2 separate regions of the Homo sapiens genome follow, and region 2 is linked to region 1. A link is an interaction called in ENCODE POLR2A ChIA-PET data of the cell type or tissue named here. Cell type or tissue: A673. All regions are shown on one strand. Each heading gives the region's core, and the rest is flanking DNA. Links, peaks and the distances in the headings are about the cores only. Region 1 overlaps DLG1 (discs large MAGUK scaffold protein 1). Region 2 overlaps DLG1 (discs large MAGUK scaffold protein 1).

Region 1 (8,343 bases), core at 201-8,200:
AACTTACAGAATGGGAGAAAATATCTGCAATTTATCTGACAAGTATTAATAACCAGAATATATAAGGAGCAACAAAAAAGCAAGTATCTGATTTTGAAATGCACAAATGATCAGATTAGACATTTCTCAGAAGACATACAAATGGTTAATTGGTATATGAAAAAATGTTCAACATTACTAATAATACTCAGGGAAATGGAAATCAAAACCATAATAAGCTGGGCACGGTGGCTCACGCCTGTAATCCCAGCACATGGGAGGCCGAGGCAGGCAGATCACGAGGTCAGGACTTCAAGACCAGCTCAGCCAGCATAGTGAAACCCTGTGTCTACTAAAAATATTTAAAAAATTAGCCGGGCATGGCAGAGCACACTTGTAGTCCCAGCTACTCAGGTGGCTGAGGCAGAAGAATTGCTTGGACCTGGGAGGTGGAGCTTGCAGTGAGCAAAGATCACGCCACTGCACCCCAGCCTGGGCGACAGAGCAAGACTCTGTCTCAAAAAAAAAAAAAAGAAAAAAGATATTCTCTTACCCCACTTAATATGGCTATTATCAAAAAGACCATAAATAACAGATTCTGGCTACGGATGTAAAGAAAGGGACACTCTGGTACACTGCTGATGGGAATATAAATTAGTACAGCTATTACGGAAAACAGCATGGTCATTTCTCAACCACCATTTAATCCAGCACTCTCACTGCGAGGTATACACCCAAAAGAAAACAAACCAGTATATCAAAGAGAGATCTACATGCCCATGTTTATCGCACCACTATTCACCACTGCCACGATAGGGAATTAGCCTAAGTGTCCCTCAACAGACGAATAGATAAATAAAATGTAGCATATATAGACAATAGAATATTATTTAGCCATAACACAGCATGAAGTCCTGTCATCTGCAGCATCATGGATGAGCCTGAAGGATATCTTATGAGAAATAAGCCAGACAAAGAAAGGCAAATATCACATGTTGTCACTCATATGTGGAAGCTAAAAAGCTGATCCCATGGAGTTGGAGAGTAGAATGGTAGTTTATCAGAGGCTGAGAAGGGTACAGTGAAGGAGGGGAGGAAGACAAGTTGGTTAATGGGTACAAAAATACAATTAGAAGTGTTCAATAGCACAGTAGGTGACTATAGGTAACAACAATTTATTGTATATTTCAAAATAGCTAGAAGAGAAAATCTGGAATATTCTCAACACAAAGAAATGATAAATGCTTGAGATGATGGATATCCCAATTACCCTGATTTGATCATTAAACATGGTATGCATGTATCAAAATACCACAAGCACCATATAAATATGTATAATTATTTATCAATTTTAAAAGAGTACTATTGAAAGCAGACTATGTGTATATTCTTCCAGACATGCCTAACCTCATGGTTTTCTTTTCACACACAGTCATACTATGCCTCCTGACATGTAACCTGCTTTCACTCATTTAATAACACATAATGGATACACAGAATATATTTTGCCTGCTACTTTATCTTGCATTAAATGGCTCTACCATAATGTGTTTATCCGATCTCTTACCGATAATCTTTTATATCCCTTGTTGGTTTCTACTAATTAAGGCTGCAGTGAGCATCCCTGTACAAATACCTTCAATAATCTGTGGTGAATCTGGAGCATATGCTGGATCAAACGATACGAATATAAAGTTGTCTTTCAAATTAGTTGCACTACTGTATTCTCCCTTACTAACTGTACAGGAGCTTCTGTTTCCTCCTATTTATTTAATCTCTGACAATCAAATTTGTTAAAAATATCCTTGCTGTCAATGTAATTTGCATTTTTAAGTGTGGCTGAGCATTTCTTCATAGGCTTATTGGCCCACATTTATTTCTTCTTCTTCAAACTACAATACTCACACTGTTAAGTCAGTTTCCTATTGAACACGGGCCTTTTTCTTAGTTTCTATAAGAAGTTTCTTAAGTTGAAAGGACTGGAAATTAAAATTAATCCTTTTTCATATATGTGACAAATTTTCATCCTAATATATAATTTATCTTTGTATTATATCTTTCAAGATTCAGAAGTTCTACAATCAAAATTTGAAGTCAAAGTCCACAAAGAAATTCTATAAAGTCAGCAGCATTTTTAACCTTTTAATTTTTGTGGTGTTTTTTGGTCATGGTTAGAAAAGCCTTCCTTATTAAAAATCAAAATTTTTATTTTTTTTAATTTTTAACTTTTTTTTTCTTGTTTGGAGACAGGGTCTCGCTCTGTCGCCCAGGCTGGAGTGCGGTGGTACGATCTTGGCTCACTCCAGCCTTGACCTCCAGGACTCAAGCGATCTTCCCACCTCAGCCTCCTGAGTAGCTGGGACCACAGGAGGGAGCCACTACACCCAGCTAATTTTTGCATTTTTTGTAGAGATGGAGTTTCACCATGTTTCCCAGGCTGGTTTCGAACTTCTGAGCTTAAGCGATCTGCCCAGCTTGGCCTCCCAAAGTGCTGGAATTACAGGCATGAGCCACTGCGCCCAGCCCCAAAATCTTACTTTTATGGTTTTTTTTTTTTTAACCTTTGAATCTCTAGTCTAGTTGAAATGTATTGTGATGTTAGGAGTAGGGTGCATCCTTTTCTACTGAAATGTCCCATTAAATCAGGAAATTCCTCCTACTCTTTCATCTTGCCTTTTTTTCCAGAGGGAGTCTCACCCTGTCACCCAGGCTGGAGTGCAGTGGTACGATCTTGCCTTCCTGGGTTCTTTGGCAACCTCCGCTTCCTAGGTTCATGCGATTCTCACGTCTCTGCCTCCCAAGCAGCTGGAACCACAGGCACGCACCACCACACCTGGCTAATTTTTGTATTTTTAGTAGAGGCGGGGTTTTGCCATGTTGCTCAGGCTGGTCTTGAACTCCTGACCTCAGGTGATTCACCTGCCTGGGCCTCCAAAAGTGCTAGGATTACAGGTGTGAACCACCAGGCCTGGCCTCATCTTTTTAAGAGTCATCTATCCTTCCTTATAAATCAACCCTTTTCTACTGAAATATCCCATTAAATCAGGCAATTCCTCCTACTCTTTACTCTTGCTTTTTTTTAAGTCTATATCCTTTCTTATAATCTCTAAAACTAACTCACTCTTATTTTAGAATAGAGTTGTTCTTATAAAAATGATGTGTTATTTTTTAAAATTAAGAGAGAGAGCCGGGTGTGGTACCTTACACCTGTAATCCCAGCTACTCTGGAGGCTGAGGTGGGAGGACTGCTGGAGACCACCACCAGGAGTCTGAGACTAGCCTAGGCAACATAGTGAGACCCAGTCTTCAAAAAACTGTTTAAAGAAATGGTTTTGGGGTCGGGCATGGTGGCTGAAGCCTGTAATCCCAGCACTTTGGGAGGCCAAGGCAGGTGGATCACCTGAGGTCAAGAGTTTGAGACCAGCCTGGCCAACATGGTGAAACCCCATCTCTACAAAAATACAAAAATTAGCCGTGTATGATGGTGGGTGCTGTAATCCCAGCTACTCGGGAGGCTGAGGTGGAAGAATCACCTGAACCTGGGAGGTGGAGGTTGCAGTGAGACGAGATCGTACCATTGCACTCTAGCCTCGGTGGGAGAGCAAGACTCTGTCCCAAAAAAAAAAAAAAAAAAAAAAAAAAAAAGAAATGATTTTAGCTGGGTGTGGTGGTGCACACATGTAGGCCCAGCTACTCAGTAGGCTGAGGCAGGATGATCCCTGGAGCCCCCAAGTTTTGAGGATACAGTGAGCTATGATCGCACCACTGCACTTCAGCCTGGGTGACAGAGTGAGACACAGTTTCTAAAAAAACAAAAAAAGTAGTACAAAAAAGAAAAAAATCCCTATCACTCTGAAACAATCATTAAACACTAAACAAACATTATTCCAAACATCTCACTAGACATATGCTCAAAGTAAAAGATAATATATACAAAAAAAATTTTTTTAAGAAAATGGGATACTAATCCTGTCCCTTTAAATTTACTACATCAGAAGAAATAGAACAAACAAAGTTATAAGGTCACAAAGTAACTGACAAATGACCTGGCAAGAATTAGATCAGTGAACTTAAAAAAAAAAAAGACAAAACTGGATAGCTGCTTTAAAGATGAAGATTTGCATTTTAAGAGAATAACAGTCAAGGCTTTGTGAAAATTGAGCAATCTTAACTACTTTTAGCAAAAATAATCCTCTTTTTAGTCCTGCAAAAGCAAACATGAAGTCAAAGAGGCATGTTGCATGCAATTTTGTTGGAAAAGATTACTATATCCAAGAATTAGTACACAAGTATAACCTAAATTCTGTTTAAGACAAAATGGTTTTGATTTTCAAATTTTTCAAGTTATAGTACAATAAACTTTAAGTTTTAAGTTATTTGTTTTGAGCAAGTGGATTCTCTAAGTCCCTTTTTAGTCCTAAACATCATGCCCCAAGAGTCTAAAGTAGCAAATGAAACAAGAGATCAAATGATCACTTAGCCAAGTTTTCCAAATGAAGCATGAATGGATGGGTGAAAGGGAACATGCTTACTTTCTCTCATAGCACCTTCAAAAAGTAGCAATTAAATCCCCAAACATTCCAGGTTTTTTAAAAAATCATTATAAATATCATCCATCAGTGTGTTTCAAAACTATTTACATTTTCAGACAAACATTTGTCAGGATTTTCTGTCATCTCTATAAGATGGTACTTCCTACTAACTGACTTTGCTCACTCCAGTTTGATATATACAGGTTTTTGCTACTTTTTAAACATCTAGGCCTTGATGGACATATCCCAATGTTCCCCTTAGAGTCTATTCATGAATATGAACAGATTTCAAACATTACTACAGCATTTTCCATGTGCCATGCGCTAAACAACACTCTGTGACCATATTCTCTTCTCATCTACTTTCCAAACTAATAAGATCTGACGCTCACAATATGAAAGTTCTTTTTCTCCTATTCCCTTGAGGTGCCTTTACCATGTTCATAATATATCTTTCAGGAGGTGTAGAAACCAGAGCTGCAAATAGCGTTCTAGATATGAGTGCCTCATCATTTTATAAAAATTGAAGTGTTACCAATGCCATTTTTGATGAAATTCAATGCACTACTGATCTTCCTGAATGAAATCTATATGGAAAAAAACTTTCAGCTTACAAAACTGTCCACTTTTCCAATCTTAAAGAATACTTACAGTTAAAAATATTATTATTGATATATAATGGTATGTATTTATAGGGTACATGCGATATTTGGTACGTGCATACAATGTGTAATGGTCAAATCAGGGTATTTAGAATATCCATCACCTCAAACATTTATCATTTATTTGTGTTGGGAACATTTCAAATCTTCTAAACCATTCTGAAATAGACAATAAATTGTTGTTAACGGTAGTCACCCTACTGTGCTACTGAACAGTAGAATGTATTCCTTCTAACTATTTTTGAACTCATTAACCATCCTCTCTTCATCTTTTCCCTCTCCCACCCTTCCCAGTCTCTGGTAACTATCATTCTACTCTTTACCTCCATGAGATCAACATTTTTAGCTCCCACATGAGAACATGTGATATTTATCTTTCTGTGCCTGGCTTAATTTCACATAATGACCTCCAGTTCCATCCATGTTGCTGCAAATGACAGGATTTCATTCTTTTTATGGCTGAATAGTAGTCCATTTTGTGTGTGTGTGTGTGTGTGTGTGTGTGTGTATCACACTTTATCCATTCACCTGTTGATAGATATTTAGATTGATTTGATATCTTGGCCACTGTGAATAGTGCTGCAATAAACATGGGGGTGCAGGTATCCCTTTGATATTCTGATATCCTTTCTCTTGGACAGATACCCACTAATGGGATTGCTGGTGGGCAGTTCTATTTTTAGTTTTTTTGAGAAACCTGCATACTGTTTTCCATAATGGCTGTAATAATTTACATTTCCACCAATAATGTCAAATATTCACTTTCAATGGTTACATTACTTAAACAATCGCCTATAAAAATAAGTAAATCGAGTATAAGAATTCGAGGCTTTATAATCAAGGGTATCATAAATCGGACAATAAAAAATACTAGTAAGCAATTCAATTCTCTTAAAGTTTAACATGTTTTTTACATAAGCAATTTTCTAACCTAGAACTAAGACAATAAATGTGAAATAACTGTCTTAGTCCCTTCTGTGTTGCTACAGCTGCATACCTGAGACTGGGTAATTTATGAAAAACAGAAAATAATTTCTCACAATTCTGGAGGCTGGGAAGTCCAAGATCCAGGTATCTGATCTGGTAAGGGCCTTCTTGTTACATCTCAACATGGCAGAAAGCAAAAAGTTAAGCTAACATGCTAAACTTTTTGTGGAGGCTCTTTTTTTTTTTTTTTTTTGAGACGGAGTCTCGCTTATCGCCAGTCTCGCTTGTTGCCCAGACTGGAGTGCAGTGATGCCGTCTCAGCTCGCTGCAACCTCCGCCTCCCAGGTTCAAGCAATTCTCCTGCCTCAGCCTCCCTGGTAGCTGGGATTACAGGTGCATGACACCATGCTCAGCTAATTTTTGTATTTTAGACGTGAGACGTGGTTTCACCATGTTGGCCAGGCTGGTCTCAAACTCCTGACCTCAAGCAATCCACCCGCCTTGGCCTCCCAAAGTGCTGGGATTATAAACATGAGCCACCGTGCCCAAGCTGTGGAGGCTCTTTTATAAGGGCCTTAATCCCATGAAGGATGGAGGAGTCCTCATGGCCTAATCACCTCCTAAAGGTCCCACCTCTCATTATCTTCACATTGGCAACACCTGAATTTTGGAGGGGACACATTCAAACCACAGCAGTGACTGACTGAAGACATTTTAAAAATCCATTTGAAATAGACCTCAGACTATTATAAAAGCAAGTGATGTATTAACCCAAAGAGTATGGAAATGGAAATTATCCTGGAAAAAGTGATGGAAAAAAAGTGTAAAGAAAATAAGGATATACACAATAAACATTACACTAATCAAAAAGAAACATACAAGGTCTAGGATTAATAAAGAGAACTGTGAGTTGGGTGTTAAGAGTCCTGAAATTCAAAGGTATAATTGCCCAAACTAGCTAAATAAAGTGGGTCAAGTTATTCTATTATGGATCTCAGTTTCCTCATCTTTAACATGAAGACAAGGGATCAGATGTGCTCCGATTCTTCCTGCTCTAAAATTCTATAGTTCTGTTACTTAAAACTGAGAAGCCATCTAACTTCTTTACCAAAGTGCTATCTGGTTGAGGCCTACCACCACTTTTCCCTGATTTATTATTCACCAAACAGAAACATCGCATTTTCCAGGCACAGCACCATCTTACACTAACTAGAAAGGACTAGATTCAAATTCAGACAAATAACCACTTTCAAATGACTAATGCTTCTTAGGCAGAATCTTTGTTACAAACTGCTTCATACCTCTGCTATACCATATCCAACTGGGCAACAGTATAACACACACAAAAAAGTATATTACTAAGATAGTTATGAATACTCAAAGAAATAACTTTACAGAAAATGTAGAAACCAGTGCTGATGTTCAGGTTTACTCTTCAGTCTCTAGTGAGTTTGAATGCCATCCTTCAAGCCAATAAAGAAGAGATTCCTTGAGGTAAATGGGTACAACTTAGCAGCCCAGACCACAAAACTATATCCTATTTCTAGGAAAGAATACCAGAGCAAAACCATCTTTTCAAAGTACCATTTCCATTTTAATTACCACACAGATGAAGCCTTGTTGAGGTCTATCATGCAAAGAATTTTTTAATAGTCTAAATCAAGTATTTCAGACTTCAAACATTCATAACATTTTAAAACAGGGGCAACAGAGAATCTGAGCTTTGCTTTTCAAAAATATTTTTAACCCCATTCTCTTTATTCTATTATAAATTATACTTCCATAACAAAATCCACTTGTATAAAATATTATTTTAATAAAATAAAGAAACATAGTAACATAAATAAATTGATCACCAAAAAACAGCTTCAGAACACATTTTTTATCTCACCTCTACACTAGGGCTAAGGCTGCTTGGCAGTGTCTCTGAAGTCACAGTAGAGCTTGGAAGGCTGGAAATCTCCCAAGTATTCACAGGTTGAATTGGTTCAGACGGCTTTGAACGATCTATACATTTTGGATTATCCAGTAAGGTCACTTCATAAAATTCTTGAATATCTAGAAGAAGGAAAATAAAAATTCATAAGTATTTATATTTTCTAACTAAATTATGCAATGCTATAACAACATAACTCAAAAGCACAATTTTTACTCTAGATTAGTAAATCAATTCCCATCGTATAATGTACTTAAACAGTGAATATTATCTTATTTCATTATATCACAATCATATCAGAACCTGC
Region 2 (8,343 bases), core at 18-8,017, 73 kb before region 1:
AGACACAGAAAGACAAATACTGCATGCTCTCACTTGCAAGCAGGAGCTAAATAATGTGTACACATGGAGGCAGAGTGTGGAATGATGGACAATGCAGACTTGCAGGGGTGGAGGGGTGGGAGGGGTGGATGATAGGAGGCTGTCTGGTGGGTACCACGTGCATTGCTTTAGTGATGGATGCCCTGGAAGCCCTCATTTCACCACAATACAGTTTATTAATGTAGCAAACCTGCACTTGTACCCCACGATTATATACAAATAAAACAAATGCATGAAAACCATAACAAATGTAAGATGAGAAGAATTACAAAACGAGTGATAACAATAAATGTAACTGTATTATATCTGCATTTCAAGTCTATCAAGGAAACACTGATTGCTGCATTCCTGAGGAAGACAAAAAACTTCCAAATTTCTCAACCAGATTATAGAACCTGAAAACACAAGAAACGACGCTCATTTTGAATATGAATTCAAATGTTTTGGAAGGAAAAAAAGCAAACTGAATCCAACACTATGATGTGAAATGTATCCCAACAATAAGGATGGCTCAATTTTAAGACATTCATGTCTTCATGTATTTTACCATGATCATCTCAATGAACGCTCTAAGAACCACCTAAGAATCTCAAAATTTTAAACCCATTCCTGATTTTAGGAGAAGAAAAACTCTTAGCAATACAGAAATACAAATAAACTTTTAAAGCATCTACCAGCAATCATATTTAATGGTGAAACAGGCATTCTTAAAGTGGCAATCAAGGCAGTATCATCTTACTCAACACTTCTCTAGCGTTTCTAACCAATATGCTAAAAACAAAACAAAACAAAAACAAGAAGTGTAATTGCCTAAAAGTGCAAACCAGAAAACTGTAAAAGAATTGTAAGGAGATGTGAGCATTATTTCTGAAGAAGTGTTCACAACTTTAACCATTTTCTCAAAGGGATCTGGGAAAATTACTTTAAATAAGTCTGCAGGGTAAGGAGGAATGCTGTCCGTGTCAGAGAACGATGCAGTCTAACCACTGTTAGATTTGTCTTAACAGTGACAGTGAAGTGGAAGGGAAAATGTGTATTTTGTGTACAGAAATGTTAATTTTAGGCCTGGGACAGGAGCTCATGCCTGTAATCCCCAGCACTTTGGAAGGCTGAGGAAAGAAGATCAGGTGAGCCCAGGAGTTCAGGACCATTTTTGAGACTCTGCCTCTACAAAAAATTTTAAAAATTAGCTGGATGTGGTGATGTGTGCCTACAGTTTCAGCTACTGGGGAGGCCGAGGGTAGGAGAACTGCTTGAGCCCGGGAGGTTGAGGCTGCAGTGAGCCATGATCACACCACTGCCCTCCAGCCTAGGCAACAGAGTGAGACCCTGTCTCAAAATAAAGTAAGTAAAATTTGTAAAATCTCCATCTCGTAAAATACTTAGAAAACTGTGTCATAGTCTGTGTCATGAACTTTCAAAAACAGTTCCAAAATCAAAATATTACAGTATCTCCATTCGAAAACTAGGTTTTCTGAAAGTCAAAAGTAGGATATTTTAAATTCTAAAATTTATCTAATAGCAAATATTGTATCTCATGAATCCAGTACACATCATCAATTATAAGATGCCCCAGTAATTATATTTACCCCCAAAAAAGAAAAAAAAACCACTGCCAAATAAATTGTGAAGTACATCAATTGCAAATAATTCCAAATTTGAGACAGGTTAAAAGTAGAGGAAAGTACATTTTAAGATCAATAAAATACATTAATTTAAAGCCACAGACATTTACTACATTTCTTCTCCAAAATCCTCACTTTCACTTTTGCAATCTTTAACCACTAAAAAATTATCCTTTCAAGAGCAAAACTATATTCTTGGTTTCAAGGTTAAAATAAATGGCCTCTGTCAGGGAAAAAGAGCAGTCATTAAATTGTATTGCTCGGGCAGGCAAGAGCCACAGCAAGCAGTAAAAGTGCACAAACTGACAACACTATAATTAAAATAGGGCTGGTGGGGGCCCAAACAACACAGATACTTTTAGGGTAAGGAAGACAATGAAATCTATCCTATGCAAAGAGTCATACTGGGTTAGGAATGAATCTCTCTGTGGCAGAAGGCCCCGGTGTAGGTGCTTGTCTTTAACTTACTTAAATAGAGTACAAAGAACACCTTGCTCACAACAGGTAGCTCAAGAGCCAAGAGCTTTTCTGTTCTCCAGCTAAAGATTATAATCTTATTCCCACTGCTCAGTCTGCTCCCATGTATAGGAAAAATTATGTGAATCAGTGTGATTTCCACATTACACTGACTTCATTTTTCTACTTGTACATTTCAAATGAGCTAACCACAATACAGAAATGCATACGAAACACTATTCTTTTTGTTCTTGACAACGGTTTAATATGAAGCTGCAGGAATAGAAACAGAAGAATCCTATAACAATTGATATTAGATTGCTTGTTTTCCTGAACACGACAAAAGCTGCTACAGGACCAACTTAGAGCCACATCCAGACAAACTGTTTTCAAATGGGGTTAACTATGCTCTTTGTAAAACACCTGCTACTTTGTGATAGGAACTACAGAATGATTTTCCCTCATCCATCAGTGTGTTAATAAAATTAGCTATTATATACATTAACTGGGAGCTGGAATGAAGATTTTAGGTACAATTAAACTATTGCCTGTGGTTAAACAATTTCTCCCAACTAGTCAGCTCTCCATATCTGTGAGTTCCATATCTACAGATTCAAACACCTGCAGATGGAAAACATTTGGGGAAAAAAATACAACAAAAATAATACAAATAAAGAACAATGCAGTGTAACAACTATTTACGTAGCATTTACATAGAATTAGGTATTATAAGTAATTCAGAGATGATTTAAAATACAGGAGGATGTGCACGGGTTATATGCAAATACTATGTCTTCTATGACTTGGGCATCAGCATCCACTGATTTTGGTATCCTGAACCCAATCCCCTGTGGATACAGGAAGATGACTATTCATTCACTTGCTTGGAATAAAAAAAGCATTAAAAATCCCCGAAACCACTGACAGCAATCGCCAAAAGGTTAAGGGCCAAGAAGAACAGAATTACTAATTCAAGCTTTTTAAGGAAGGAAATGTCATATACCAAGATAGGATTTCCACATACCAAACCATCTTGAACATACCAAAAAATAAAAAATAAAAATGTGTTCAACCTTCATATGATAAAGCTATACATGTGAAAAATGGTATACCTTACCAATACTGGGACTTACTCCTTCCCCCAGAAGTAAAGCCTGGATTAGGGAAAGGGCGTGGGAGGAAGGGGGAAGCAAAATACAATACGAACAAAATTGTGTTGTTATGATTTTATAGGAAGATATAAATTTCCAAAACTGGCCATGACTGAATGAGATAAAGCCCTGAAACAATAATCATGAGAAAGGACAACATTCTAAAAAAAAATTCCTCAGAAATGACAAAAAAACTAGAAACCAATCTCACTTATGAATGTAAATACAAAGTTCCAAAACAAAACATTAGCAAAAGAGCTCAGAACATCAAAATATTACAACCCAAGTAGAATACATTCCAAAAATGTCAGAATAGGTAAATATCAAAAAAGCATTTCATGTAACTGACCTCATTAACAAGTCAGAAGGAAAAAAAATTAATGAATACCAAATACTCAACAAACACATCCATTATGATGAAAAACAACCACTATCACCTCTTGGAGTAAAACAGTACAACTGGACAGCTTCCTACTATAAACCAAACTAAAACCGACATTACAATTAATGGTGAAATATACTCACTAAAACTGAGAACAAAACTTTTCTATGGCAGCTATAGTAAGTTACCAAACATAGTGGCTTAAAACAACCCACATTTTTGTAGTTCTGTAGTTGAGAAGTCCAAAATGTGTCTGAGGAGGCTCTACAGAAGAATCTCTTTTCTTGCCTTTTCCAGTTTCTGGGGACTGTCTATATACATTGCTTGGCAGGGGGCCCACTTCCTCCATCTTCAAAGCCACCAATGTCAGGCCAAGTCCTTCTCATGCTGTCATCTCTCGGATTCTGTTTTCCAATTCCTTCTTCCAAGGAAACTTTGGGTCCACCCAAATAATTTAGGATAATCTCCCTATCTTAAAATCAGTTTATTAAAAACCTTATTTCCATTTGTGACGTTAATTTCCTTTTGCCATGTATTCACAGGTTCAAGGGGCTATCTATAGGGCACAGACATCTTTGAGGGGGGCAGAAGGGTAGGCAGGGAGGGCATTATTCTGACTATTACAGTATGCTCCTGAAAAGTAAACAAAGAAATCCATGACGTAAAGGGTCAAATGATTTCTACGGATTCTTCTAAGATGGCATTTAAAAAAATCAGTATATACTCTTGATTTTAAAAATAACTCTTAATTATGTAAGATATTTTCTTTTTCTTTTGAGACAGGATCTCACTCTGTTACCAAGGCTGGAGTGCAGTGGCGTGATCTCGGCTCACTGCAACCTCCCCTTCCCAGGCTCAAGAAATCCTCCAGCCTCAGCCTCCCAAGTAGCTGGGACCACAGGCACAAGCCACCATGCCCAGCTAATTTTTGTATTTTTTGTGGAGACAGGGTTTCACCACATTGCGCAGGCTGGTCTGGAACTCCTGAGCTCAAAGCGATACACCTGCCTCAGCCTCCCAAAGTGTTAGGATTACAGGCATGAGCCTTGATTTATAGTATCTTTCTATTCACCAAAAAGTCAACCATTAATCTGATTAATGGGGAAACACATCATTTGCATTAAAGTCAGAAATAAGCATATCATTATAACTACTGCTAACACTTTTCAGGAGATACAAGAAAAAAAACTATGAGATAAAAAAATTAGAAGGACAAGGATAAAATTACCACAATTTACAGATCACCTGATGGTAAATCCAGAAAATCCAAGAGAAATGTAAAAAATTAATAAATAAATAAATAAAAATAAAGAACGATATACCAACAATAAACAATAAAAGATTTCAGTTAGGTATCCAGGTAGAAAATGAATATATAGATATCGATTGCTTTCATTTAACTAAGTATGCTGGAAATTCTGTTGGACTGCTTTCAAGTAGGACCTGCCACCTGTTTTTGTAATGAAGTTGTAGTGGAACACAGCCACACTCATTCTCATTTCCATGTATGATGTATGGCTGCTTTCTAGCTGCCTCTGTGATGCGGTGGCGGAGCTGGGAAGCAGACGGCCCACAGAGGCTAAAATATTCACTATCTGGTCCTTTACGCAAAGTTTGCTCTTTGCTCTTTACGCAAAGTTTGTCCTTCACGCAAAGTCTGCTCTTTACGCAAAGTTACACAAACTTTACGCAAAGTTAAATCTCTGATTTAAACTAATAATAAGCAATTAGATGGTACAAGGAAATAGAAGGCCATATCTGAAATAGAAACAAAAAAGATAAAATGCCCAGGAATAAAACCAAAGTATCCAAATGTCCGGCTTTACCAAATGAAAAGAAGACAGACCACGTTCTTGGCAGAAAGAATCAAGTCAAAGATATCATCTCCTTCCTAAGTTTATCTATACTTTTATCTTTAACATAATCCCAATAAAAAGGCCAACAGAAAATTTATTCATTTATTCAAATATTTATGCAGGAATTAGAAGAGGTAACTGAAATTCTTGTAAAAAACCAGCAAGAAAAAAAGAAAGTCTATAGATAAGGAGTAAGTGTGCACAATCTTCAACAAATTTTAAAATCTATTATAAAACCTTGATTAATATATGGTATTACTGGTACAAGAACAGAAAGATTAGTGAAACAAAGATGAAAATCGGCATATAAATAGAAATTTGGTACTATTTTTAATAAAGTTTATATCTTCAACCAATATCATTGGTTAAAAGATTATTCAATAAATAGCAAGGGGGAAAATGGGTAGCTACAACAAAAATATCCTGAAGATTTTTTTAAATGAGACTATAACACAAGATTCTTCTAGAGAAATTCTTTTATAACTATAACAAAGACCTATATAGCTGTAACATAATACTGAGAAGCCATTAAAAAAAGACTGATAAATTTGACTAGAAGTCAAAACGTTAAAAAATACGAAAAAAAATTGTAACTTAAATCCAAAGGACTAATTTCACAAACACATTTAAAAACTTCTTAGTCCCTAAGAAAAAGATACAAAACCCTCCAGCCCTCTCTCTAATGCATGGAACAAGAACAAGCAAACAATTTAGAGAAAAAAAAAAATCAAGTAATTCTTACATATACAAAAATATGTTTATCTACTACTCCCAAGAGGATAAATGTAAATTAAAGCTACGCTGATATACTACTTCTCACATTATCAGATTGTCAAATATCCAAGTTTGATAACATACTATATACTGATGAGGACATAGGAAAAACAGGCACTTTCATACGAATCTGTGGAGTGTACACTGGTACTACCTCTATAAAAGGACAATTTCACAACTTCTATCAAAATTATGAATACATAGAACCTCTGACCTGATAATTCTACTTTTAGGAATTTATCCTATAGAAATATTGCCATGTTTACAATCGAAGTGTGTAGGCAGTTATTTATTGTAGTATTGTTTGTAAAACAAATAATTAAAAACATCCATCACTATATCCAGTAACAATGAACTTGTCAAATAAATCATTCTTATTCAAATAAGAGAATATCACAAGTCATAAAATGATGAGAAAGGTCTTCAGGTATGGAAATAGAAAAAACTCCAGAATATAATGTTAAGTGGTGAAAACAAGTCCAGAATAGTATAGACTACACTCCTGTGTGTGTGGCGGGGTGGGGGTAGTTGGGGGGATAGTAAGAGGAAGAGAAAATACACATATTTGCTTATATACGGAGAAACCAGGATGCATAGGAAACAGATAACTTTAGTTGCTTGACGAGAGGAGATTTACCCCTGGGGGAAAGAGGCAAGAGGGAGACCTTTTCATCTTCATACAGCTTTTAAATTTCAAGCCATGTGAATGTATTATTCATTCACAAAATTACCTTTAGAATGAAAAAAATTTTAATGAGTTGATAAAACAATCATTACAGGAGATACTGGTACACAGCTAGAAAATCCAAGCAAATCCACTAAAAAAATTACTAGAAGTAATTTAGTATGTTAACTGATTTTAATTAATAATTAGTAAAAATCAGATTTCTCATATTTAAAAGGCAAATTAAAACAAATATGACTTGGGCCACCACTAAATGATGTTGAGAATCTGAGCATGAATCTTACTTCATGCAAAGCGAGAGATATACTTCGTAAAAAAAGGCAGAGTGAAAGCATATGAATGAAAAGAAAAGGTATATAAACTGTAAGCATAAGAAAGCTAAAGTGCCTATATTAACATATGATAAAACAGACTTCAAGACAGAGTATTTATCTAAAGAAAAAGAGATTTCAAAATGCTAAAAATTTAATTCACCAGGAAGTTATAAGAACCATAAATGTGTGTACTTAATAACAGGGCCTTAAAATACATAAGCAAAACCAACAGAAACTAAAGGGAGAAACAGACAATTCTACAATTTTAGTAAGAGATTTAAACTCCTTGATTAGCAACTGATAGAACTATACAAATATAAGACAAATTGAACAAAGTATCAACTGTCTTGACCTAATTAACATTTATGATAAACAACACTTAACAACTGAAGAAAATACATCACCTTCTGTGAATATGGTACATTTGCCAATACAGACCATATGCTAGGCCACAAAACAAGTCACAAATTTAAAAGGATTGAAATCACAACCAATCCATTCTCTAACCACAATGGAATTAACTGAGAAACAAGGTATCTAGTAAAATTCCTAATATTTGAACATTAAACAACACACTTCTAAAAATCTCATGGTTCAAAGAACTCAAGAAGGAAATCAGAAACAATTCAGAATGGAGTAATAATGAAGCTAAATAGGACTATGTAGTAAAGAATTTAACCTTGCTTTTAGCTCCCTCCAAACCCTTGGAATGTCCTGATTGAATTTCCCTGGTTGGAATACTCAGTGCTTATTGTCACACATTGTTACCAGAAGGGTTAACATCATCCATGACTCCAGAGAAGACAAATGGAAACTCCTCATTTGGAAATTTTCTGGACTTTTATCTCTCCCATGGCTGATTTTAATCTGTATCCTTTCAAGTAATAAACCATAACTGTGAGTATAATAGCTTTCAGTGAGTTCTGTGAGTCCTTCCAGTAAATTACTGAACCTGAGGGTTCTGAACTATTAACAAACTTTACAAGTACTTAAAAGGAAATCTGTAGCTTTAACTGCTTACATTAAAAATGAAAGTTTAAAATCACTGACCTAAGGATCCA

The links. ChIA-PET counts read pairs that join two places held together with the same protein. Peaks named below come from ENCODE experiments on the same cell type or tissue, not always from the same donor. Only the 100,000 strongest peaks of a DNase experiment are listed, where the experiment ranks them.
Region 2: POLR2A ChIA-PET joins it to region 1 with 13 read pairs; 3 of 35 experiments call an interaction of 5 or more read pairs at or near these places.

What each region holds. Positions count from the first base shown.
Region 1 is chr3:197,274,688-197,283,030 of GRCh38, forward strand. It overlaps DLG1 (discs large MAGUK scaffold protein 1), which reads right to left. Exons shown (of 25, transcript NM_001366207.1): 4 at 7,992-8,158. Among named protein-coding and RNA genes, the nearest start is that of MIR4797, 15 kb to the right of the region's middle. In A673, for the core only: a CTCF peak has its summit at 2,313 (motif pointing right); no DNase peak of the experiment used is centred there; H3K27ac peaks cover 1,017 bases.
Region 2 is chr3:197,201,889-197,210,231 of GRCh38, forward strand. The region is part of intron 4 of DLG1 (discs large MAGUK scaffold protein 1); the gene reads right to left. Among named protein-coding and RNA genes, the nearest start is that of MIR4797, 88 kb to the right of the region's middle. RefSeq lists an enhancer at 1,821-2,359. In A673, for the core only: no CTCF peak of the experiment used is centred there; no DNase peak of the experiment used is centred there.